Linked DNA regions of Homo sapiens: region 2 is linked to region 1. A link is a loop called in an ENCODE intact Hi-C map of the cell type or tissue named here. Cell type or tissue: HepG2. All regions are shown on one strand. Links, peaks and the distances in the headings refer to the core of each region. The heading gives the core; the rest is flanking DNA. Region 1 overlaps KCNH7 (potassium voltage-gated channel subfamily H member 7). Region 2 overlaps KCNH7 (potassium voltage-gated channel subfamily H member 7).

Region 1 (5,393 bases), core at 111-5,110:
CAGTTTTTAGACCTCAAGCTAAGGAACAAAGAAATTTTCCATAGAGCTGGTTTATAAGAGGGCTTTTACAGTGTTTTTACTATTCTCCACTGGAGCTGAAAGTCATTCTTTATTTTGAAGATGAAGAGCTGCAATAGTAATATAGTTTCCCATTCAGTAAGCATTACTATAGAAACAATCTCTTTTTCAGATTAATTTAGTTAAAGGTTTTATACTGTAACTAATGTTTACTATTCTCATGTATTTGGAAGTTTCCTCTTTTTAAAGATTAAATTTGACATAGAAAAAGGAAACATGGCATGGTTGCAAAAAAGAAATCTGAGGAAAATTTACTCAGAGTTGCAAAAAATTTTATGTCATGTGCCTCTCCCACCCCCCAGGATTTGAACATCGTATCTATTTCTAAGATCAAGAAAATTGCCAGTAGTTGAAAATGTTGCGGGAAGTCAGGGACCCCGAACGGAGGGACCGGCTGAAGCCATGGCAGAAGAACGTGGATTGTGAAGATTTCATGGACATTTATTAGTTCCTCAAATTAATACTTTTATAATTTCTTACGCCTGTCTTTACTGCAATCTCTGAACATAAATTGTGAAGATTTCATGGACACTTATCACTTCCCCAATCAATATCCTTGTGATTTCCTATGCCTGTCTTTACTTTAATCTCTTAATCCCATCATCTTCATAAGCTGAGGAGGATGTATGTCCGCTTAGGACGCTGTGATGATTGTGTTAACTGCACAAATTGTTTGTAGAGCATGTGTGTTTGAACAATATGAAATCTGGGTACCTTGAAGAAAGAACAGGATAACAACAATGTTCAGGGAACAAGAGAGATAACCTTAAACTCTGACCGCCGGTGAGCCAGGCGGAACAGAGCCATATTTCTCTTCTTTCAAAAGCAAATGGGAGAAATATCACTGAATTCTTTTTCTCAGCAAGGAACATCCCTGAGAAACAGAATGCATCCCTGAGTGTAGGCCTCTGAAATGGCTGCTTCGGGGGGGCGGCGTCTTTTATGGTCGAAGCTGTAGGGATGAAATAAGCCCCAGTCTCCCGTAGCGCTCCCAGGCTTATTAGGACGAGGAAATTCCCGTCTAATAAATTTTGGTCAGACCAGTTGTCTGCTCTCAAACCCTGTCTCCTGATAAGATGTTATCAATGACAATGAGTGCCCGAAACTTCACTAGCAATTTTAATTTCACCTCGGTCCTGTGGTCCTGTGATCTTGCCCTGCCTCCATTTGCCTTGTGATATCTTATTACCTTGTGAAGCATGTGATCTCTGTGACCCACACCCTATTCGTACACTCCCTGCCCTTCTGAAAATCACTAATAAAAACTTGCTGGTTTTACAGCTCAGGGGGCATCACGGAACCTGCCAACATGTGATGTCTCCCCTGGACACCCAGCTTTAAAATTTCTCTTTTGTACTCTGTCCCTTTATTTCTCAGACTGGCCGACACTTAGGGAAAATAGAAAAGAATCTATGTGAAATATTGGGGGTGAATTTCACCCGATATCTGGCTGAATTTCCCCCGATAGAGTAAAATACATTATTTATTCATTAACATGGATGTTAATGAATGCCCAAATTGGTATAACCACACCAGAGAGCCCCCATGTGAGTATCATTTGGAAGATTGTGTTACCTAGCAACACCCAATCAGGGACAGTCCCTATTCATACATACATACAGCATTTGGGTAATTGGTGTCTGTACCATTTGTGTTTGGAACAGTCCATCAAGAGAGTGTCTGTTTATGTGATGACTACATGATCATCCATGCTCAATTTTGGTTAAGATGTTATCACTTTCACAGGACTTGAATGGACTTTTTAATTTGACATTTACAAAATGAAGAAATCTATCAAAAAGAAAGTATGGGTATTGCATGCATTGATTTATTAAGCTGTTATTTTAAGCACATAGAAACTTAATTAGGTGTATATTATGCTGCTGTGTTTGCTTTCATTCCCAATCCCCTCTCACTGAGAGATTTTAACCCTAAGAGGCTGAAATCAGTCCACCATCTTGTCCTGTCTTCTGCCCTATCTCCCTTATCCAAATTCATGTTTCTGGCTTCTTTGCTCTTGTGATGACCCAGCCAGATCACAAGCAGTGTCCCTCAGATATTGTCAACATTTGCAAACATGTTTACGGGAATGCTGTTTTGCTGCTGCAGCTCCTGTAATTGTTCTCAAGCCTTGCTACAGCACTGACTTCCTCCAACCTCCACTTCCTGCCTTTAACTCATAACTTACAGATTCCAATTTGGTCCTATCCTCACTGCTTACTATAAGATCTTGCTTTTTCTTTGGTATCTAATACCCTAGGAAATGTCACAGGATTCTTAGTCTTTCATGGCATTACCGATCGGATCTGCTCCTTTAAAGAACCTCATATCTAGCTTCAAGTTTACTAGGTCAGTGGACTCCCTGGTGATCTTTTGTTATCACTGACACCAGGCCTGCGCTGGCTACAGTGGCCCATTTGTCACCCACTAATCAGGGTAGCCACTTGGCTAAAACTGAGTTCACATTGAATGATAATCTTTCCCGGTCTAGCTGCTATCTACATCATTCTTTGACAATATTCTGAGTTGTTCTACCAGCTCATAGGCAACGTCATATACCTTCCTACATATGTAGGAGTAGGAGTAGGAGAGACTCATGTCCTTGCAGGATCCCTCTATGAAAATTTTCTTCCTAAAAAGAAAAGGCAGCTATGTTAGTCATTATCTCTGTTTATCCCACCACATTTTTCTTCTCTCTCTGATTCAGGAGTAAAAGTCGTGTTTCTCTGCAAATCCAGGGTTATGTGGTTGGAGAAAATTCTCACACTGATTTTAAGGCTTCAAATTTAATGTCGGGCTTGTAAGTACTCTGACATTAGAAGGATACACAGATACCAATTCACACATCCTTATTTTGTGTGATAATAGCTGATTGTAGGCTTAATTCAGATCATAATTTTTCAGGCCAAAAGATGGCTATATTTCTCTCTCTGTACTGGACACTGTGGCCCTAAGCCCAGACATCTTCCTTAGGGCTGAGACAGCCCAGCTGCTGGAAATACCAGCTGTTCCAGGTACACTGCTGCCCCTCCCTGGAAATTGTAGTTTAAGGCAGGAAACTACCTTATCCAGCATTATGGCCTTTGCCGTGGTGTGGCTATAACCAGTGACTCGTAGATACAGGGATGCAAAGGCCAGGTACCCTGGCTTCAATTTGGCAGAATTCTGAAGGGGCTATCCCTGCATTTGAGCTCCAGGAGGACTGGCCGATGCTTCAGCTCCATTTGAAAATCAGTTTAACTTCCTCTTCTTAATCCTGTCTTTTTAATAGCCATAACCCATGAGAGTACTCCCTCAATAAGCCTTTTCACAATCTACTTTCAGGAATCCAATCTAAGATACCCTCCCACCACCCCAACCCTTTGTGAGGGGACAGATCTCTGCTTATGACCTTTACAACAAACCTTACTTTACTCCCCATACAGATCCTCTCCTATTTCATCATGGTGTCTAATTTGCTTGACTACTTGAACTTAAGTTTCCCTCTACTTTTCAGTCCATAATTCAACCTAGCAGAACCAAGCAGGAATAAAACTGCTTCTAATTATATTTAATTGGGTTTTTGCAGTAAAAATATGACATAATCAAGGTTCTAAGAATTTATAGAAATGATGAAAAATTGAGTGAAGGAGATGATTGGAAATTTGCAGTTGTATTGTGAGAAAAATCAATGATTGAAAGTAGATGGATAATTTTGCAGAGATTTTTTGTTTTTCCACAAGAAAATGATTGTTTCTAATATCCCTATATGTAGTCTTAAGTTAGAAGAATTGGTTGAAGTCAAAAGTGGGTGTCATAGTTTTCTTCCAAACTGTAATAGATGAGAATCAATTCACACAGGAAAGAAGTAGGGAGAGAGAGAGAGAGAGAGAAAGAGGGAGAGAATATAGTAGCAGCAGATGGATGAGGTCTTCTCAAACTGGAAAAGTTTAGTAAAGCCAATTTTTGAAGCCCCATTACCATAGGAAATAGGTTATAAATGTAGTTGTTATCATTGTAATTTTATGAGAAATGTGACTAGCACATATATGTAAGCAAATAAATTGAAAACTAAAAGGAATATCAAGAATCAACTAATCTTAGGGGATCTTAGGGGAGGTCAATGTTGAAGGGCTTTGGTGGGAGAAGGGTGAGTTAGTTATTCAACTTCTGAAATCATAAGCAAAATTGTGTGTATGCATTTATCTATATTTATTTCAAAGAGAAATCAGGATTTTCATTAGATTCTCATGTAGATATTTATGACCCAAGAAAACACCAAACCTTGGGTAAAACTAAAATTAATCACGGAAACTGCTGTTTTGTGCTAACCTGACGTGAATTTTCTGCATGAATTTGGCAAAATATTTAACATTTTTGCATGTATAGATTAAAGTGATAATTATAGACTTTTCACAGAGAAAGATGATGGGACTATCTATGTTTTCTTGGTTAAGAACCAAAAAGTTGTTAGTTACATATGCCAGGATTGATGAAGATGCAGCCTCTAAATTTATATTCAGCATCTTCACAAAAATGACATGTCCTGAGAAAGACATTATAGTAGTAGTTAATTATAACTACTATAATTATATTCATGCATATTAACAACTATATGCCTTCTTAGATGAAAAGGATGTGTTTAAACAAAATTATAATCATGTAAGCAGTTTACCAGTACTTGTAATTCTTTCTGGAAATGTGTAAAAGTATGTGCAAAACTTTATTCTGTTTCTCTTATTTCACATTTATTGAGCATTATAGTAAATAGGTTAAATAGTATCTATTTTAATTATTCAAGTTAGAAATCAAATATAATAAAATCTGAAGACTTAACTTACAAGGATGATTTTCAGTGTTAAGATCCATAACAGGATTACACTCATCTATGTTTTATATTTCATGCCTGAAAGTGCTAACATTGAGCAAAATTCTCAATGTGCATTCTTTCCGGATGAACTGCAGTTAGACAACTAAATCTGTAATGCAATATAACATGGTCCTATTAACCTAGTGATGCAGAAAAGACCATCTGTACCACACTGGATATGACTAAACTATAGGAATAAACTAAATGCCTATGTGGTAATTAATTTAAGAAAGCCAGTGAATTGTTTTTTAAAGGAGGAGTGTAAAGTAAATGATGAAAAATTAATAAAAGTAGTCATTGACTTTCAATGCATCGTAATAAGCTTGCAGAATTGATTTGTAAACTGCTTTAAAACTCAATTTCATGTGCATTAAAGACTAATCAAATGACTTCGATGCAGTTCACTGATTTTCAACTTGGCAATTACTTGAGCATATAAAAGTTATTAGTAGAGATATGTAAGAAT
Region 2 (5,393 bases), core at 83-5,082, 83 kb before region 1:
GGGAGAAAACCAGGGCTAGGAAATTGGAAAATATTTTAATAAATTCTGTGTCATATGTAAGTTAATAAAATTACAGAATCTTTGTCTTCAGAAATACACATACAAATACAATGTTCTAACCACTTTTATTTTCTGGCTCAATGGCAGAATAGCCCTAGCATGTAGTGAATTGAAATGATATTCCTAAATCCTAGGCCTTGGGAGAACAGCAGTTAATAGTAGCTGTTTCTTGAAGATGGTGTGGAAAGCTATACCTAGGTGGAAGAAAAAAAAATCCTCATTTAGCTGTTCTCTAAAGGAACTGTGGTACATCAAATTAAAATGTAAATGAGTCCCCAGGTGTTCAGGTGAGGCTTGCCTGCCCATTCTCCATAACCTCTCAGGTTATATTGCTATAATGTACTTTTTCAAAAAGTTAAGAACAATGCCCCAATATGATGTTGAATGAATATACCACATTCTCTTGACCTTATTTCCAACTTTGGGTAATGTGTGACTGTGTCTCTTTTCCAGCTCATTCTGAGGTTCAATTTAACCCAGCTGTGTTATGTAAAAGTGCTAGTGAGAGAAAGAGACACACAGTAAGTGTCATCTTCCCCAAGCTCCCTATTCTCCTAAAGGTAGCTTAGAATCTGAACCCTCCTAGAGACGGCCCAGTTTGGGCCTAAATTAGACTTAATTTAGATTTGGATTCAGACTCTTCCTGACGATAATCTGCTGGCAGGTTTGTCCCAGGACCAGACCCGTCCCCAGAGTGTTATGCACTGTTAGACCCTTTTCCTGCCCCTCCACCCATTCAAATTGTTGACTATTCAGGAGTCGCTATTATTCGTGTCTCAGTCTCTTTTGGGAGCCTCTCCACTCCCCAGTTTCCCCTCCCTTTCTTCTACTTTCTGCCAACTCTCCCTTCAAAAAGGAGGAAAAACCAGTAAGAAGTTTGCCTTAACTTCATTTATGCTCTCTTAGCACTTTCTCCCTTAACTAACTCATCTTGCCTCTGGGCCAAAATACCTAAAATGCCTTCACAGTGAAATCTAAAAGCAATATCAATAAAAAGGTTAGACTAAATGATCTCTGAGGGCCCTCCTGGACATGAGTTCTGTGACTTCATATAAGGACAACAACGCAAGGGAAAAATCCAATACAGTCCCTTAAAAAATCCTGTAAGTATTGAAAATCCGTATGTATGAAATGCTGAGTGGGGACAGGCTCCAAAAAAAGAAAAAAAGAAAAATGCATTCTCTAGTCTCAACAACCCTATTACCTCATTATGAAGTATAGAAGAACTCCATGCAAGAAAAGTTAAATAATACTTGAGAAATCCATTTTTTCATTTATGATAAAGGAACTGTTAGTCTTGTGGGGCTTTACTTATAGATGAAGTAAACAATTACAAAGGGACACATGGGGAACGTAGAGGATACTTTGGGTTTGTGTAGGAAAAGCACCCAACCACATCCCATAGGAGAAGGCAGAAATGTCTGTTTTGAAAATGTGATGTCTCAGCAAAACCTTGAAAACTGCGTGAAGAGTGTGTGTGTGTTGGGGGGCTGGCGGTGTCTGTGTGTTGTACTTGTTTGGTAGAGCCATTATCAAATTGAATCAAAGGGGAATAATGGTCTGTTATTATAAGTGTTATTCAAAGGGAATAGCACTTGTAATGGTCCAGAAGTTGGTGAAACAGCACCTCCTTTTCAGGCAACTAATAGTACTTCAGTCTGGCTGGAAAGCAACTAAGTAGCAATATAAAACCATACAGTAATGTACAGTTCAAGTGATGCCATAGAAAATAAGTGAATTGCCAGGTGTATGAGGTAGACAGAATGCTGTGGCTTCATTAGTTAAATAACAAGTTACTAGAAATGAGTTACACTAACACATGTGGAGAGGATAGGATGACAAGCTATTCCTAGTACAGTTAACAATGTGATTAAAGGCAGAGTTGGAAGAATGCATGGAACCTTCAGCGGATGTTAGGTGGGACCATTTGACAAAAGTCAGGATATGAAAAGAGATTCACTGGACAAAATTTGCCACCTCCAAACATACCTTTCTCCTAATGCTAAATAAAAAGAAAAATTTTGATAACTCCACAAAGTGATCCCCACTTGCCCACCAGAAGGGAGAGGAAATTATACTAACTTAGAAAATCAGAGAAATGGCTTCTGAGTACAGAACTGCGCCCACATTATGCCCAGCTATGGTCCAGATGAGAAATGCCCAGGTTACACCCCAGAGTTTTGTATGGTTCTGTGTTTATAGTATGAGCTAAACCTACTAAAGAAAATTTTGTTTGGAGTTAAAAGTACTGAATTACGTTGCTGATAGCTAATCATACTATCAAACCCTCCCACAGAGTCTCTCTCTGGTCTGGGCCATACCAGTATCCGACTGGCTGAACTATTTGTTGTTGTGCCCTGTGTGTGGATATGGTGAACACATAGGAGTCAGGTTTTATATTTAGAACATGACTCCTTTGTAAACATACTTTGTAAACATACAAAGTCCAAGTACACCCGCAACTACTACATTTGGGAACTAGCATAATAGAATGAAACTGTCTAGGAAATATAAATTTGGAACGTTTATTAGGTCTAGAAACATCTAAAAGAATAAGTCAGATTTTGTAAATTAAGAAAACTCATAAGGCAGCGATGTTCATATTTTTGTAATTCTTTAACTATATTTGTATCTTCAAGCTAGCTGAATTTGTTAGATTTGGAGGGGCCCAAAGTATAACTTATTTTGGTAAAATCTAGTACTTTAAAATTGTATATTTTTATGTAAAGATATATAAAATATAGAATATTAGCTATAATTTACATTCAGAAAATAATTTGTATAACTTATAATGTGCTTGGAATTTTCATTCAACTTAAGTATGCAATTGTTATTGAAATATTAACTGTTAATAAAGATTATTTTACATAGCTTTAATGATTACTTGTTAATTTCTCTGTGATACAAATGAAACACTAGGTAATAATTCACAATTTTTTTCAAAACATGTTCTTAATATTTCAAAATTTAACAACTATGCAATCAATAAGCCATTTTTCTCAATTTTCAAAAACCCTATTTTCCTAATTATAACATGAATGTCCATTGGCAAATAAAGATATGAAAAAAATTAAATTTTTAGTCCCACCACCAACAAATAATCACTATTCATAGTTTCATAAATTCATTTCTAGACTTTCTTTTTTTTTTTTGAGACTGAGTCTCACCCTGTCGTCCAGGCTGGAGTGCAGTGGGACAATCTTGGCTCACTGCAACTTCCACCTGCTGGGTTCAAGCAATTCTCCTGCCTCAGCCTCCCAAGTAGCCAAGACTACAGGTGCGCAGCACCATGCTCGGCTATTTTTTTTTTTTTTTTTTTTTGTATTTTTAGTAGAGACGGGGTTTCACCATATTGGCCAGGCTGGTCTCGAACTCCTGACCTCGTGATCTGCCCTCCTCGGCCTCCCAGAGTGCTGGGATTACAGACATGAGCCACTGCACCTGGCCTCTAGTCTTATTTTTAATCTTTCTCCATTTTAAAAATTAGTGTTATAATATATACATGTTTTTATATGGACATTATTTTGAACATTAGTCCAAGTCAATATGTATGCTCAAAAAACAATTTTAGTGATAATATAACATTCCCAACTATAAACATAATAATTTAGTTGCTTTTTGAATGCTATAAAATTTAAGCTGTTTCTCGCTTTTATCTTAATAAAGATAGCATTTTGATGGCTATCTTTGTTTATATATTTTGTTTAAGATGCTGATTATTTCAATGACATAGATTTCTAGAACTATTGAATCAAAATATATAACTTTAAAAATGATCTTGTCACATTTCTTCTCAAGATATTTTGTTTGCTTGCTTTGGAACCAAGTTAGACTAAAGTTTATAAGGCTGAACACTGTTTATCTTGCTCATCCTGGTAGGCAGAAAATAGTCATCTGCTCAAATTCTCATTTATATGATACATAGCGAGGTGGAAGGATTTTCACATTTATAAGCCATTTGTATTGCTTCTATTAACTATCCCTTATTTTACTGTCTTTCCAATTAATTGAATAGAACTTAGGATTTAAAACAGCGAGTTGAATAAAATAATTTAAGAAACAATGACAGTAAATGTCACCTTATAACTGAATGAATACTTAAAAATTAATCAACTTTTCATTTACTGCTGGTTAAATCAATGATGATTTTAATTAACACAATAAATTCAGGGTTTTTTGGTTTAAGTTTGGCTTTGACTTCTGAATTCCTAAACCAGCCTTCTCACTGAAAATTTGTACATTGTCACAGTTTTCTTTCACTTACTTATACTCTTTGTTTCTCCTGGGCTACAGACTCAAATATATTACTCAGTAGCAGACAAAAATTCTGGAAAAAAAATTCATGGGCCACAGAAATGAATTCTTAACAATAGAATTTAAGGGGAGATTTATTTATACACAAAGGAATTATCTTCCACTATGTAATCAGCCACTGCTTATAAAATCTATCCAAACAATAAATATTTTTGTTAAAATTAAAATAAATATATGTATATGTATATTTGGAGTTTACTAGACGGTATGCAATACATCCCCCTAATATACTAACATAAAAATACAAAAAGTCTTGGCATATTGGAGTAAATATTAAATAATTATTCTGAATCTTATTTGTATTAAGCCATAGGTGGAAACTCAGTCTTTTTAACTTGTAAAAGTTGTGGAAAATTTATTTCTGACTTTGTCATGGGTCTATTTCAATGCTAAGAAAAGCAAATTATCAAGCTCAATAATAGAGACAGTGCAAGCTTTCAAGGGGAAAGGGTGAATACTGTAAAATGAAACTTTAAGCAACTGGAATATCTTCTTATATTAGAATATTTTCCATCAGCGAAATGATAGTTGTGGAATTCACACTGAAGCAGAATTTTAGTACTCACATCTATCACCTTCCAGGCATCTAGAAATCAAAACAAGAAAAGTCTTTCAAAAGAATGGAGGTTTTACTTTTTCCTAGCAATTTGAAAAATAAAAATGCATTCAGTATTCCTTTCCCAAAAGTTTTAGTTGTGATTCTCTAGGTGTCTGTTTATTGCTGGCCACTGGACCATTATAAAAGTCTGATAGCTGCTAAAACAAGAATCCTAATCAGATTTAACAAACCTTCTCTGAAATGGTTTATCTTGTCAAAGCTACAGAGGAAGCTAAATTGAAAAGCAAAATTAATCTTCCTTTCTAAAGGTGAACTCTAGCCTAACATGTAGTCTGTGACAGTAATTAATGCTGTTTTAGCTTTCTTTCCATGCTCAGCCCAAGAAACCTAGTAGTAATTTAGGTATGTGGAAAACCTGTGTTGAACTTCATTCATTTCCACTACAGGATGAAGAAAGATT

What was found. Peaks named below come from ENCODE experiments on the same cell type or tissue, not always from the same donor. Only the 100,000 strongest peaks of a DNase experiment are listed, where the experiment ranks them.
Region 2: it touches region 1 in a loop (2.0-fold over the local background); 1 of 110 quality-filtered maps calls a loop at or near these places.

Annotation. Positions count from the first base shown.
Region 1 is chr2:162,522,102-162,527,494 of GRCh38, reverse strand. The region is part of intron 3 of KCNH7 (potassium voltage-gated channel subfamily H member 7); the gene reads left to right. Among named protein-coding and RNA genes, the nearest start is that of GCA, 180 kb to the right of the region's middle. In HepG2, for the core only: a CTCF peak has its summit at 3,108; a DNase peak (open chromatin) is centred at 3,114.
Region 2 is chr2:162,605,209-162,610,601 of GRCh38, reverse strand. All of the region lies in intron 2 of KCNH7 (potassium voltage-gated channel subfamily H member 7), which reads left to right. Among named protein-coding and RNA genes, the nearest start is that of KCNH7-AS1, 160 kb to the left of the region's middle. In HepG2, for the core only: no CTCF peak of the experiment used is centred there; a DNase peak (open chromatin) is centred at 2,441.